Linked DNA regions of Homo sapiens: region 2 is linked to region 1. A link is a loop called in an ENCODE intact Hi-C map of the cell type or tissue named here. Cell type or tissue: IMR-90. All regions are shown on one strand.

Region 1 (8,000 bases):
TGAGCACTGCATGCAGTTTTGGCACTTCTTCCAAAGTCGCCATCTTCAACTGCAATTTCTAGTGCACCTTCTTGAAAATATTATGATGTTAGAGGACCTTAGATAACCATCAACCTCCTCTTATACTCATTAAATCCTTTCAGCTTCCTCTTTGCTTTCTTCATATCAACACCAATTCACTCTTAAATTTCAAGACCTTTTCTTAAATAACTCAGTATTGTTGACTCTTACTTCTTTTCTCCATGCTTTTATCTATTTTCACTGATAAAAACACCGTTCCTGAAGTCCCTATTCCTTAAGTGCTACTTTCTGCTGTGTCATAGTACTGAGCCATAAGAAGCGAAAATAACTCGTTCCCTCTCCTGATTATAGAAAATAATACATAAAATATACAGCCAAAGACAAGTGTATTTGCCACACTTCGTTTTTACTTTGTATTGTTGGAAGTTTGGGCCCTCGGTATAGTTGATGTTTGATTGTTCCCCACTTGTACATTCTCAGGGCTGTGATGCCATTATATCTGTTTGCATGGAGTTTCCAACATTGGACCAACATGTATGAGAGCATGTATTTAAGAGTAGTAATACGATAGTGGTAATCACTGCAAGAGTGCATGACTGTCTTCTAAATATCGTCTAGTTGTAAGACTAGGAGTTTATAAGAATATTTAGTAGAGGAAAGATGATGAATGGCTGAGAACACTAATCTTGACTATTTAATGTTCCTGTTTTCTTTAAGGCAAAGAGGCCAATTTGAAGGACTTTCTTGTTATATTTTTTTCTGTCTGTAGCTGGTCCCTTTCCTCAGTACGTTTTTAATAGGCATATCACCCAGGATAGTAGATCTGATGCTTATTTATATAGAATGTTTATATGTTTCCCAAGGCCCCCACCTATCATATGTAGGAAGTTGGGAATATTGTTGCAGTGCCATTCAGATTAATTTTACAGTAGGACTCAGTTGGAATGTCATTCTTTGTGAATGGCAGCAGTATTCATGGAGGAGCTCTAGTGAAGAAAAATTGAAGTGGTGATCATTATAAATAACTCTATGGAGGAAAACTTTCTCTCTTACAACTATTATTGAAATATCAAATTAACAAACATTTCTAAATTTTATTTTTTCCAAATACATACATATTGAATATTTACTGTTAAATTTATTCAAATGTGTACTATTGAAAATGAAAATTTCCCAGAGTTTCACCCCCGGAAACGATCACTATTAAGGTTTTGGTATACATTTGACTAAAATATTGTTTTAAAAATATTTATCAACTTTAATTACAAAGCATATTTCACAGGAAAAAGAATATATGTAACACTTCTATAATTTTTGAAACCTAATACTAAAACCAACCCATGAACTCATGAACCAGATTAAGAAGTATAACATCACCAATACTGTTCAAGTTCCCTGTCTGTTCTCCTGTATCCTAAACCATAATTTTTTCCCCAGAGGTAACCACCATCTCAAATATACTAATGAAAATGTATTTAAAAAAAAATTTACCCATATTTATAACCCTAAATGTTATTTTGTTTTGCTTGTTTTTGAACCTTTACAAAATACCGTGTTATATATATTCTTCTATCATTTGCCTTTTTTCATTTAACATGTTTCTAAAATATACTCACATATTTCACTCATTTTAGTCGATAATATTTCCATTTTCTGAAATATACCATAATTTAGCAATGTACATTTGGGTTGAACAGAGGATTTTGCTCCTGAAAACGTTCCAGTGCTCATTAACTAAAGTTTTTCTAGACTCTACTTAAAAAGGAAATTACTGAATCATACATAGGTACATGTTTAACTTTACAACTTTCTAGCCAAACCATTCCCAAAGTGATTGTACCCATTTTTAGTCCTGCCAGCAGTGTGTATGCAGTTCCATTGCTCCACATTCTTATTTACACTTGTTAGACTCATTTTTGCCAGCCAGGTGGGTAAAAATAGTGATAATCGTTGGGTGATTTTTGTTATTTTTTTCCTAATTACTGATGAGGTTGAACATCTTTCCATATACTCATGGTCATGTTTCCTCTTCTAGACAGTGTTTTCATGTTTTTACCCATTTTTTTAACAGTTAATTTTTTATTTAGATAATTTTGATTACAGAAATTGCAAAAATGGAACAGAGAGTTCCTGTATATCTTTTAACCTATCTTCTCCTTATGTTTACATCTTACATGACCATGGAATACTTATCAGAAGTAAGCAGTTAATCTTGGTATGATACCAAGTATAGGTCTTACTCAGATTTTATCACTATTTCCACTAACATTCTCTTTCAGTTGCAGAATCTGGGTCCAGAATCCCGTAATACAGTTAGCTGTGTCTCTGTAGTCTCTCCAATTTGTGACATTTCTTACTCTTTACTTGTCCTTCACGAACTTTACACTTTTAAAGAGTACTGGCCAGTGATTTTGTAAAACGTTTCTCAGTTTGTGTTTGTCTAATGTTCTCTCATGATTAGATCAAGATTAGACATTATTGGGAAAGATACCACAGAGGTGATGTGCATCTTATCGGGGGCACATAATGTCAGTAAGTAATACTGGTGATGTTCACCTTGATCACCTGGTTAAGGAGGCATCTGCCATGATTCCTAACTTACTACTTTTTTCCCTTGTAATTATTATACTGTATTTTTGGAAAGATTTTTTGAGTCTGTGTAATATTCTGTTTCTGCTTAATTTCACCCATTCATTTTAGCATACATTGGTGCTTTTACCCATTTTTAATTGGGCTGTTTGTCATTTGATTTTTTTGGAGTTAAAAATACATATTCCAGAAAGTAATCTTTTTAGCAGTCACTGATATGGAAATTATCTTCTCTCCAGTTTGTGAGTTGTCTTTTCCTGTTATTAATGGTATCTTCTGAAGAATAGATGTTTGAAGTTGTCTTTTTTGTTTGCTGCCAGCATGTAGAATTACAGTTAATTTTTATACATTATCCTATATCCAGCCATCTTGCCATATCCCCTTATTCATTTCAGTACTTGAGATGTAATTTCCTTTGGCTCTTCTATGTAGATAATCACATCATTGGTAAGTAATGAGAGTTTTATTTCTTCCATTCTAATCTGTATGACTTTTATTTCTTTTTCTTATCTTGAATTGGCAACTCACAATTGGAGAGGAGGTATTTCCCACACAGTAACTGATAAAAGTTCAGTTTTGAATAAAAGCAATAGTAGCAGGCATTTTTTTTAATTCCTGATTTTTTGATGTGTTAATAAGTTTGCTAATGTGGCAGCTAATTATGGTAGGACTGGATAATTTACTGAAGTACTTATCTTTGAGTTTTATTTGTTTTTGCCATCCTCTGTTTTCTTAGCTTTCCTTTGGCATTTCAAGGAAGAATAGTATGCCTCTCTAATAGGTACAAAGCATTAATTTGTTTATTTACATATTCAGTCACCAACATGTGTTGGACACCAAAGGCATACAAGTCTCAGTGGTACACAGAAATAAAGAAATGTTTATTCTTTTTATGGATGATCCCCCCCATCTATTGATAAGGAAGAGGCATACCTAAAGCACCATGACACAGCTAGAAAGTGGCACATGCAAGAAAGAGGATATAACCAAAGGATAGGGACAGTACTGATGAGGCAGATCCACTCTAGGAGACAGGGATGGCTTCCTGGCCTTGCTGCTATATTCCATGAAGATGAAATGATCTGGGTATATGCTTTGTGGGCCTAGTTCAACATGGAAGTTATAAAGGGAGCACCTTTAGGATAGAATTATGTTGCCTAAGGAAGGGCCATTTATGGTATTCTTATGCTCTAGAACCCAGCAGTTCCATGTCAGTGTGTAGTGAATACCTCTACAAGATCTATGATGCCAACAGTACTAAGATTTTATTTTTGGTAGTAAGAGCTTTACATTTTCTGTTGCAGAGTGAATGGAGGGAAAGGGAAGTTTGCTTCTCATGGATGATCTTTTTAAATAGTTTGTAGTAGGATGCTTTTAGCAGCAAATTATAAAAATGCCTGACTCAGAGTGACTTAATAAGAGAAAATATTATCTCATATAGTGGGAATTCAAAGGTTGTGCAGCTGCAGACCCAGTAAAGTCAGTGACTGGATGATGTTATCAGGTTGCCTTTTGCTGTCCTCAGCAATCCAGTGGTGGTTTCTCTATGGTTGTGAAGATGGCTGCCAGTATGATTAGGCTACCTGCTTTCTTGATGACATGTGACACAAAAAGGGAGACCCTGTCTGCCAACAATGCTATTGACTACAGTCACCAGGGGAGGCCATACACTGAATTTATTAGAATAATTAGTATCTGTCACTGGAGCTGAAGGTGAGATGTGTTTCCTGTATGAAAACTAGATTTTTGTGAGGAAGGAGGAAGACAGAAGTGAATGTTGGGTAGCAAACCAATATTGGGCACTCTAGTTTTTGTTATAATTATTTTTTGTATAATTTTTAAATTAAAAAACCTCCAACTTTGTGATATTAAAGGAAGCTTAGAAAATAGATTAAAAAGTCACTCAGAATCCTCTCTCAAATAATTAACACCATTTGTCCCTTTCAGCATTTTCATAAATGTTTTTACTTAGTTAAATCATACTCTACATACATCTTCAAAATTCTTTTTGTGAAATACATAAAAAATTGAAAAATATGACATGGTTTAGTTTATCATTTATCTGTTGCTTGACATCTAAATTACTTTTACTCCTTTTCTGCTCCAAGATTTTTAAAATAAACTTAATTTTAATTAATTAATTAATAAATAGGAATGGGGTCTTGCTGTGTTGTCCAAACAGGTCTTGAACTCCTGGGCTCAAGTGATCCTCCCACCTCAGCCTCCCAAAGTGCTGGGATTACAGGCGTGAGCTAGCATGTCCGGCCCATAAAAATAAACTTTATGTTTCAGAACAGATTTAGATTTACAGAAAATTGTCAAGATAGTACAGTTCTCACCTGCCCCTTCTCTCCTCCTCCAAAACTAGTTTTTTTCTCTTAACCAATATTGATACATTATTAATGGAGGTCCGTACTTTCTTCAAACTTTCTTGTTTTTAAAAATCTAATGTCCTTTATCTATTCCAGGATCTCATATTACATTTAGTTGTCTTGTCTCTTTAGATTCCTCTTGACTATGAGAGCTTCTAAGTTATTTTTGAAGGACATATTTTAATGCAGAATAGGATGAAATGTGGTTTTTAAGAGAATCACCAGATATTTTGACATAACATTGAATCATAGTTGTCCTAAAGCAGCTGTTATCTTTTCAGACAGTAAGCAGAAGACAGAAACTACTTAGAAAGTTGTAACATTTGAACTACATTACATAAAAGGGAAAGTTACTTTCATGATTCATTTTAAATAGAATTTACAATGAAATTAAATTTAAAATATAAAAATAAACCCTTCTGCAAGACAAATACACAATGTAAAAGTCAGTTCCCTAGTAGAATTTGGCTTTGTTTACCTACCAAAGAATTCTGGTTTTCAAGGTGACAGAAGAGTTCATGACTAAGTAGACAGGATAGGATTCTCTTTTCTCTTCTCTTCCCTTCCCTTCCCTCCCCTCCCTTTCCTCCCCTCCCCTCCCCTCCCCTCCGCTCCCCTCTTTTCTCCTCTCCTCTCCTCTCCTCTCCTCTCTTCTCCTGTCCCCTCCCCTCCCCTCCCCTCCCCTCTTTTCTTTTGACGGAGTCTCACTGTGTCGCCAGGCTGGAGTACAGTGGTTCAATCTCGGCTCACTGCAACCTCTGCTTCCTGGGTTCAAGCGATTCTCCTGCCTCAACCTCCCAAGTAACTGAGATTACAGGTGCGCACCATCATGCCCAGCAATTTTTATATTTTTAGTAGAGATGGGGTTTCACCATGTTGGCCAGGATAGTCTCGATCTCTTGACTTCGTGATCCACCCGCCTTGGCCTCCCAAAGTGCTGGGATTACCTGTGTGAGCCACCGCACCCGGCCAAGATAGGATTCTTTCTAGGGCATCTAAGGCCCCCAAAGCATGAGCTCTTTCAGCATGCTGATCTGTTAGATTTTTATCTGCCATAAGCTGTCCAGTCTATGCTGCTGTAAAATAGATCTCCAATGAAAGTCCGTAATAAATTTATTTAAATAAGGAACTTGAGAAATGTTCTCTGGAACTCGTAAAATAAATGTTAATTACTACTAATAGGAACTTGGAGTCATTGATCACATTTGGAAACCATAACTAAAATATAATTTTGTCTTTATGAGCCATGTTGTAATTTGAGTAAACAAATTGAGACTCTTTGGACTCAGAGTATAACCTGGTAAAACATTGTGTCAGAACTTTACAAAGCTCCAAAAAAGATGAAAAATTTTTTTTCTCCTTAATTTTCTTTCTTTTTTTTTTTTTTTTTTTTTTTTACACAGCCTTCTTAATCTACACATATGGCAAGCTAATAATTCCAAAAAAATAATTTCTTTCCTTTGTAGCCATTTAAAACTAACAGCTAGAAATATTTCTTCTTCCAATTATTAAAAATAAGCTGTTTCTGAGTCAGTGCTGACTACATTTACTGATTGAAGCAGCCAACTCCAAATATACCATCTTTTAGTATTGACACTTAAAATAAAACTTCTCCCCAGAAAAAGAGTTCTATAAATGATGGCTGTAGAAATAGGCACTGTCCAGGCAGTTGTTTTGTGGAAGTAGTGTTGTTATTTTCTGGTGTTTTCCAAGTCATCTCAGATGGTGCGTGAAAATGAGATGCCAAAGAAGGCTTAAAAAAGATACCCTGCACCAGCTTCAGAATGTAAGCAAATCTTTCATTCCAGCGCTTAAAAGTTTTTTTTTTTTTTTTATTATATTCTAAGTTTTAGGGTACATGTGCACATTGTGCAGGTTAGTTACATATGTATACATGTGCCATGCTGGTGTGCTGCACCCACTAATGTGTCATCTAGCATTAGGTATATCTCCCAATGCTATCCCTCCCCCCTCCCCCGACCCCACCACAGTCCCCAGAGTGTGATATTCCCCTTCCTGTGTCCATGTGATCTCATTGTTCAATTCCCACCTATGAGTGAGAATATGCGGTGTTTGGTTTTTTGTTCTTGCGATAGTTTACTGAGAATGATGGTTTCCAATTTCATCCATGTCCCTACAAAGGATATGAACTCATCATTTTTATGGCTGCATAGTATTCCATGGTGTATTTGTGCCACATTTTCTTAATCCAGTCTATCATTGTTGGACATTTGGGTTGGTTCCAAGTCTTTGCTATTGTGAATAGTGCCGCAATAAACATACGTGTGCATGTGTCTCTATAGCAGCATGATTTATAGTCCTTTGGGTATATACCCAGTAATGGGATGGCTGGGTCAAATGGTATTTCTAGTTCTAGATCCCTGAGGAATCGCCACACTGACTTCCACAATGGTTGAACTAGTTTACAGTCCCACCAACAGTGTAAAAGTGTTCCTATTTCTCCACATCCTCTCCAGCACCTGTTGTTTCCTGACTTTTTAATGATTGCCATTCTAACTGGTGTGAGATGATATCTCATAGTGGTTTTGATTTGCATTTCTCTGATGGCCAGTGATGATGAGCATTTTTTCATGTGTTTTTTGGCTGCATAAATGTCTTCTTTTGAGAAGTGTCTGTTCATGTCCTTCGCCCACTTTTTGATGGGGTTGTTTGTTTTTTTCTTGTAAATTTGTTTGAGTTAATTGTAGATTCTGGATATTAGCCCTTTGTCAGATGAGTAGGTTGCAAAAATTTTCTCCCATGTTGTAGGTTGCCTGTTCACTCTGATGGTAGTTTCTTTTGCTGTGCAGAAGCTCTTTAGTTTAATTAGATCCCATTTGTCAATTTTGGCTTTTGTTGCCATTGCTTTTGGTGTTTTGGACATGAAGTCCTTGCCCACGCCTATGTCCTGAATGGTAATGCCTAGGTTTTCTTCTAGGGTTTTTATGGTTTTAGGTCTAACGTTTAAATCTTTAATCCATCTTGAATTGATTTTTGTATAAGGTGTAAGGAAGGGAT
Region 2 (8,000 bases), 140 kb after region 1:
CTGAGACTTGAGCTTAAACACTTGTCAAAACTCACATAGCTAGAGGTGGCAGAACTAGGATGGAATCATTTCTCTTTTTATTTGAGGCAGGGTCTTGCTCTGCTGCCCGGGCTGGAGTGCAGTGGCATGAACATGGCTCACTGCAGTCCTCCTAGGCTCGAGTGATCCTCCCACCTCAGCCTCCTGAGTAGCTGGGATTATAGGCACGTGTCTTCATGCTCAGCTAATTTTTTTGAGTTTAGTAGAGATAAAGTCTTACCGTGTTGCCCAGGCTGGTCTCCAACTCCTGGGCTCAGGCAGTCCTTCTGCCTCTGCACCCCCATAGTGTTGGAACTACAGGTGTTGTGAGCGACTGGGCCAGGACTAGGCCCAGTCTATTTCTTATTCTGCTTACTTTTTCATTTCTCTCGGTAGATGTTGATGTTGTTTTATATTCTTCTAAAAATCTAAAAAATGGATCAAGTCCTGACCTTAGGATTATTTGAAGAGCTATTTAAAATGCTGTATGATTCCATTTAGGTAACATCCTCAAAATGACAGATTTATAGAGAAGGAGAACAGGTAGGTAGTTGCCAGGAGCTAGGGATGGCGGGGGGAGCAGAGGGTGGCCCAAGGGAGAGCTGTGTAAGGATGGGACAGTCTGTATGTAGATTGCCATGGCAGTTACACAAATGTACGTGTGTGACCAAAATGGCATAAAACTAGACACACCCATTATGCCAATGTCAGTTTCCTGCGTTTGATATTGTGCTATAATTATGTAAGATGGAACCTTGGGTGGAAATTGGAGATGGGCACGTGGAACCTTTCTATACTACCTTTGCAATTTCCTGAAGCTATAATTATCTCAGAATAAAAAGTGGGTTGTTTTTTTTTTAATTCCTCTGTGTGCAACACCAGCATTGCCCCCAGGAAATAGCCAGGTCTCAGTTCAGGGGCTGCTTGCCATCAGAAAGCAAGCCACATCACACAGTCAAAGTTGGCCTAGAAGTGGGGCACAAACTAGAAGAGGGTCCAGGTTTTATCGCCTGTCAGATGTGAGCTTAGGCTCTCTCGACTTATGGGAAAGCACTGAACTGAGAGTCAGGGCCCCCGGGCTCAAGTATCAGGGCTGCAGTTGTGTGACCCAGAGCAAGCTTCTCAACTTCTGTGAGCCTCCAGCTTCCCAGCTGTAAAGTAGGCATGGTAACTGCACCCACCCTGTGAGTCTGGCAGAATGTGTTGATGTGCTTAGTATCATCTTCGATACCACGATCAATGTTATTATTTTATCTTTTCCCAATTTTACTCCCAACTTTGCAGTCAGACCAATCTCTTGTGTATTCATGGAACATTGAATATTCATTCTTATTTTCTCTGCTTTTGATCATTTATTCCTTCAACAATTATTATTGAGCACCTGTTTTGTTGAAAATTCTGGAAGGCACTAGGGATACATTGATGGACATGCCCCATGTGGTCTTTGCCCCGGGAGAGCTAAAGGTCTGTTTTTTTCCCCATCACCTGGAATCTCTCCTGAGTGCATCCATCGTTCAGATCCTTGCTGTCCTGCCAGACCTGAGGCCTCATCTACACCATGCAGGCCCCTCTACCAGATCATTCTCTAAGCTCCCTCAGTATTAGAGGCAGTGCAGCTCAGTCATCTTTGCCAACCTTTATCCTGAACCTCCCATGGGACCTGGCATGGAGCTGCACACCACAGAGAGAATGCTTAGCAGGTGCTTGCCCACAGAACTGTGAAAGGAGAGCCCGAAGGAGACTTAGACAGGAGCCTTTTGAGGCTTTCATTTTACAGATGAAGTCCTGAATAGGGGCCCTGGACTAAATAATAGGAAGTGGCTATAAGGGTCCCCAACCCATTTTTAATAGGATAATGCTAGTTCTTATATTGATCTTAATTTTTGTTGTTGTTTTGGGTTTTTTTTCTTTATTTCTGTTCTGCAGTTTTTGGACTAGCTGACTGACATTTCCTCTTTTAACCTTTTACAGACCCTGAAAGAAGCTCTAGTTCAGGTCTTATTACTACTTAGCTGTGTGACTGGGCCACAACTGGGGGCAGGTTCATTGAATTGAAAAGGTGAAGCCAACCTATCTCTCACCTGCTCTCCCTGAGTGGACTCACCTAGCACCTGCAGGCTCCAAGCTTGACATTGCCTGGAGGGAGCCCACCCAGGCATCCCCTTCCTCCAGTCCAGCCTCTCCACCTGCAACTGGGTGGGTCAGTCTACTGAGCTCTCACCTGATTCTTCAGCGCCCACCTTAATTGACAGTGAGCCTTGAGGAGGCTGACATTCTTAATGCCATTTGCAGTTCTCTGTTAGAATCTAGAGAAGGGGAAAGGTAAATTGTTGCAACTTGCAGCCTCCAACACAGTGTCCCTGTTTGTGGGAGAAGAAACAGGAAGTGTGGCCCAGTAGGAAATGCCAAGACTTTAGAGCCGTATGGGTTTGAGTTCCATTTCCAGGTTGGCCGGGGTTGATTTATGTATTGCCAGACCTTGGGCAGGTCAGTTACTTAACCTCCCTGAGCCTCAGTTCCCTCACCTTTAAGATAGGAGCAGTGATACCTGGACACTTGTTCCTGGCACAGTCTCTGGTTGCATGTGGAACCTGTGATTCCTACTGCTTATCACGGGGCCCTGCATTGCCTTAACTTAAAGCCTTTGTGGGGATCACAAAGAGTAAACTTACACTGGGGTTTCTCTACAGGGACTTAAAATCTAGTTGGGACAATATGATTGTTAAACAAGTACACAGCTAGAGACATGTTTCAACTTGAGAATAACTGAGAAGAATCAGGCCATGATAGAAGCAATTTTCATGTATCCAGACTGTCAGAAGCCAGCCCTCTGCCATGCTCCAACAGGCTGGGGTGGCCTCTTCCTTCCCCAGGCAGAGATTAATGGACAAGTTGTTACTAGTGCTGAGGTTCTGGGCAGCTTCCTTGTGGAGGCACATCTGTTGACCCAGCAGGGCCTTGGAAGCTTTTTTTCAGTCGTGAGCTTCATCTAGTGGCATAGGGCCTCCCTGATGCTGGTGCTCTGGAGCTAGCGTCACTGGGTCATAAAATCAGGGCTGCCTTGATTTTATCAAGGGCTGACCCCGTGTCAGCACAGCCACAGGAGAGCAGTGTAGTGGTAGTGGGGCTGCTGAGGCAGACAGCAAGGCTTTGAAGCATTGTATCTTCCTGCTGCGGCCCAAGGAGTCCTACAGAAAGCAAGCCACAGAGAGAGTGTTTCCCAGATACTGCTCAGGTAAAGAAATTGGACCTTATTGTTGTAGAAATTACTCAGGTTTTAGAGTGATCACATTTGGAAATATTGAGTCCCAATCAGCTTGTTCCAGCATGTCATGTTTTGAATTCTGATCTCAACTCATTATCAGGAATAACCTCTGGCCTTACTGTATAATACATCAAGAACATCATTGAGTTTCCGCTATAGCTAGGCACTGTTATTATCTCTTTTTTACATAGGAGGCACCTAAGGTAAAAGAGATTACATACTAACAGGAAGTAAAGCTGGGATTCAAAACCCAGCAGCCTAAAGAGGCTGTACCCTTTACTTCTCTACTAAGCAGCCCCCTGTTATTGGGGTTTTATTTTTGAGATAGAGTGTCACTCTTGCCCAGGCTGGAGTGCAGTGGCACAATCTTGGCTCACTGTAACCTCTGCCTTCCAGGTTCAAGAGATTTCCTGCCTCAGCCTCCTGAGTAGCTGGGATTACAGGCGTGAGCCACCGCGCCTGGCCTGTCATTGGTTGTTTTCATAGGTAGAAGTGTTCACAAGCAGAAGTTCCTTCCTTTTGTCAAAGGTGTTTCCCTGGCAGAAAGGTGGAAGCAAGAGCATAAACTCTGTCTGACAGGCAGAAAGGTAGACTAGAAGATCTAGACTAGACTAAAAAGTTAGACTTTGAGATCCTCTGTCTGTCCCCTGAGTTCTAGCCCTACAGCCTCTAGAGAGATTACATGGCAGCTAGAGGGAAAACAAGTTTCTGCTTAATGAAAACATTCCCCTAAGATTATTGTGAAACTTATTTTTTTAACATTTAACATTGTGTCTAGTTTCTTAAATGATTTTCAACTGTGAGATTATCCAAGGAGTTTTTTATTACCAAAGCTAATTTTTCATAGTTAGCATTACAAATAGAAAGTTTGTTCATTTTCCTTCTTTTTATCCTTTCCTTCCCCCCGCGCCCCCCCCCCCCCCCGCTTTTATTACATAGAGACAGGGCCTCACTCTGTTGCCAGGCTAGAGTGCAATGGCGTGATCATAGCTCAGTGCCGCCTCAAATTTCTGGGCTTAAATGACCCTCCCACTTCAGCCTCCTGAGTAGCTGGGACCACAGGTGCATGCCTGTGCTGATTTTTAAATGTTTTGTAGAGACGGAGGTCTCGCTCTGTTGCCCAGGCTGCTCTCAAACTCATAGCCTCCAGCAGTCCTTCCATCTCAGCTCCCAAAGTGCTGTGATTACAGACGTGAGCCACCTCACCCAGCCCCATTTTCCTTCTTAATGGATCCTGGCCCTTCCAAATACCCTCCATTTGGTCTTTGTATTTCATATTAACAGTAAACTTTTGTCTGTACTGTTTTAAACTTCACAATACGCGTGGGTTCTTTAGTTTTTACCACAGTTAAAACAGCATCTCTTAGACTGATATGTCATTCTGTAAAGAAATAGACTATCTAAGACACAACTAATTATCTTGGAATAGGAACTTCAGGTAACCCCAGGTATGGGCCCCATAGGTGTCCCTTCCAGACTGTTCTGAGCGACCAATTAAGAGATGTCAGATCAATGGGCATTTTGTGGCTGGATGGTAGTGGAAAGTGATTCTTCTACCAGGAGGTGCTGCTAACCCCATTGTTGCAGGTTGAAGCCAGGGTGTAGGAGCAGGGGAGCAGGCAGCTGGGGAAGGAGGTAGATTGGCTGCCCCAGGTCCAGAAGGGACCTGAGATGGCAGTGTAGTTCTGGAATATGTTATCCAGATATTTGGCCTTGTCTGGGAGGAAGGAAGCAGAATTAGCACGGAATCAAGTCCTGAACTTTGATGGGAGCTCTTAGCTGCGTAAGACAGCCTTATGCAGGAGAACTCTTCACTGCCACTTGGTTCTCATTAAAACATCTGAAGATGTGAGCACTGGCTCTTCTGAAATCGTAGAGCGTCTCTTCTAACTGATATAGCAGGGGCTTATTATGAGTGCTTTCTTCCAGCAAACCTAGAAAGTGTCTCACATTCACCCGTAAAACAAACCATGAGGACAACCATAGAGGAACTCAGCTCTGTTTAACAGGTAGAAAGTCTAGGACCATCGGAACCCCACCACCAACCCCAGAATCTGGGAGAGAACAGAGACAAGGTCAGAGCTGCTGGCTCCCCGCTTGGGGTTATATAACTCCCCGACTCCTCAAGTCCCTGGAAACTGAGGCCAATTCCCTGGAAGATCATTCTGTTCTCTGCTGTTTTTTCAAGAATACAGCCAGCTTGATCACTGGCTCTGAGTATTGTATGGGAATGTCCCGTTTTCTTTTTTTTCCATGAACTGAATGCCTACCATTATGGTCATTGTTTCATCAGTCTGTGTTTAAACTTGCCTGGATCTCATATTTTTATGTATGTTTGGCTTATATTTTGAAGAACTTTGCTTTGTTTATATATACCCTCATCTGTTTCCAAAAAGATTTTGAGAGGACTTACAACAAAGGAAATGAACAGTGAGCTGCATTTAAATAATAGAAAGACAGAAAATCAGAATGAAGGAGAGGAGTGTCAGAAAGAATTTGACATCTGTAAGGGTGGGCACAGCTCCTGTGACTGGGCTTCATGTTTTCTGATTTCAATATCACAGATGCAGTCGTCCTGCTTGGTGGCGTGGGGGAGGGAGAGTTTACAAGGTTATCTCTTACAACAAACCCCATCGAACATTGAGAATTATTTTTCTTAGCACCTAAAAGCAGCTTCTCACTTAAGGCTTGATATTGGAAATATTCAGTGTTACAACAGTGGACAGCGTTTGCATTTTGGGCAAATGAGGAAAGAGTTTTTTGTTTTTTGTTTTTTTTTTTTGGAGACTTGTCCAGGCCTTGCCCAGTTACTGGCCCGTGTTCTTGCCTCTCTCATGTCTGAGATCGCAGTGGCACCATCTTGGCTCACTGCAACCTCCGCCTCCTGGGTTCAAGCGATTCTCCTGCCTCAGCCTCCCGAGTAGCTGGGATTACAAGTGCCCGCCACCACGCCCAGCTAATTTTTGTATTTTTAGTAGAGATGGGGTTTCACCATGTTGGCCAGGCTGATCTTGAACTCCTGACTTCAGGTGATCCACCTGCCTTGGCCTCCCAAAGTGATGGGATTATAGGCATGAGCCACCGCGCCCAGCCAGGAAAGAGATTTTATAAGGCTATTTCTTAAGACAAAATCTGGTGAAAATAGAGGAACATACTAACCCACCCTTGAGGAAGGCAGGTGCTAGAGAGCCAAGCTCATATGATCTACACACATAACTATCCTCTATCCTAATCTGATTCCAGGATAAAGTGTAGACCATCTCTGAGTGGGTGGAGAGCCTGTCGCTTGGGCTACTTCTGTTTCCCTTCCCTTTGCTGAGTGTTTGACCAGGGCTGTGTAGCTGTGGGAGGCTTCCACAAGGTCTGCAGCTTGGGTAGGACCACTGCTGAGGGCAGGACCACAAGCTTTATTTAGAAAGCAGATAGATAGGTAACAGAATTAGTATATTCTATATGCAAGGAAATCTAGATAGCATCTTTCCCAGGTGCACAACCATCTCTGTGCATTGGAAGGGGTGATATGCAGTTCCTGCAGTCAGCACTGGCACTTTCCTGTGGAAGCAGCTTTGGGTAACTGCATTCCTTCGACAGTAGTTGGCCTGAGGCCCCTGAGCTCTGAGCACAAATGGTTTGATAAGGTGATGTTCTAACGCAGTCATCCTCTTTGGCCATGAAAATCCTCAAAAATTCTCCAGCTTTGATTAGGATGAGCAGATTGGCTGCACTCTCTCTCCAGCTGGCTGCATGTGACACACGCAGACTTGCTCATCATGCTTTGTATTCACTGTTGCATATTGCTCAGGCACGTGAGAGGCAAGAACATGGCCCACTAACTGGGCAGGTCCTGATCGGGAAGCTGCTGAGGTAAAGGTGCTCCTGTTCTGCTAAAGGAGACCCTGGGATCAGGGACGAGCTCTTCCTTGCTGGGCTCACCCAGTAATACAGGTCGTGTGGGACAGTGGTGAGCCGAACTCTCCTGCCATAGACGTGCTGGTGAGCAATGGAGTCACCTTCAGAAGAGGAGGCGGCTTGACCTGGGGGCATGAATGCTACCACCAGGCCCTTTTCTCCTGGGACTGGCTCCTTCCTACAGAGCAACCCTCCCTGTGGGTTGACCATAGCTCCAAAGACAGACGTTTTTTCTTCTCAGAAAGTAAAACCTCAGCATTGAAGAATCCTTGTCCTGTCATTTTTAACCTTAATGAGAACAGAGCAAGCCTCTGGAACAAGGTGCAGCGCAGTCAGGAGAAGTGGCTTTAAGTGAAAACACAGCTGTGGGGTTTACAGACGGCGCTGCAGGGAGGCATCATCCAATGGGAGCGGCCAGCCTCGCTATAGACTTTCCAACACTAATGAATCGGGAACTCCATGCTGAATAGGGTTTAGTTTGATGGGTCCCTGTGCCAGCAGAAGGATGTATTTTTCTTGAAAGACCAAGGTGCCAGAAATCTCCATGATTACGTTACTGGAGAAAGGTTCTTTTTTGTGGTTTGTGAAGTTGAGCGTCAGGACTGCAGGATTCTCTTGCTCTTTCTCACTCTTATTTTTTCCAGGTCAGAACCAGAGCTTGGGGTGGGGAGGAAAATCCTGCTGAATGAGCAAGTTCTTTCTTAAAAAGCTCTCTCCAAGTCCAAAAAGACTTCAGTGGACTTAGGAGAAAGAAATTTAATACATTGCCATAGAATCGTCATTAACCAAGTTAAAGCAAAGTCCACAG

Evidence for each region. A loop is a pair of places that touch in the nucleus more often than their neighbours do. Peaks named below come from ENCODE experiments on the same cell type or tissue, not always from the same donor. Only the 100,000 strongest peaks of a DNase experiment are listed, where the experiment ranks them.
Region 2: it touches region 1 in a loop (2.6-fold over the local background); 3 of 110 quality-filtered maps call a loop at or near these places.

The regions. Positions count from the first base shown.
Region 1 is chr2:232,142,394-232,150,393 of GRCh38, forward strand. The region is part of intron 8 of DIS3L2 (DIS3 like 3'-5' exoribonuclease 2); the gene reads left to right. Among named protein-coding and RNA genes, the nearest start is that of MIR562, 26 kb to the right of the region's middle. In IMR-90, no CTCF peak of the experiment used is centred here; DNase peaks (open chromatin) are centred at 4,078 and 5,318.
Region 2 is chr2:232,283,197-232,291,196 of GRCh38, forward strand. The region is part of intron 13 of DIS3L2 (DIS3 like 3'-5' exoribonuclease 2); the gene reads left to right. Among named protein-coding and RNA genes, the nearest start is that of ALPP, 92 kb to the right of the region's middle. In IMR-90, no CTCF peak of the experiment used is centred here; no DNase peak of the experiment used is centred here.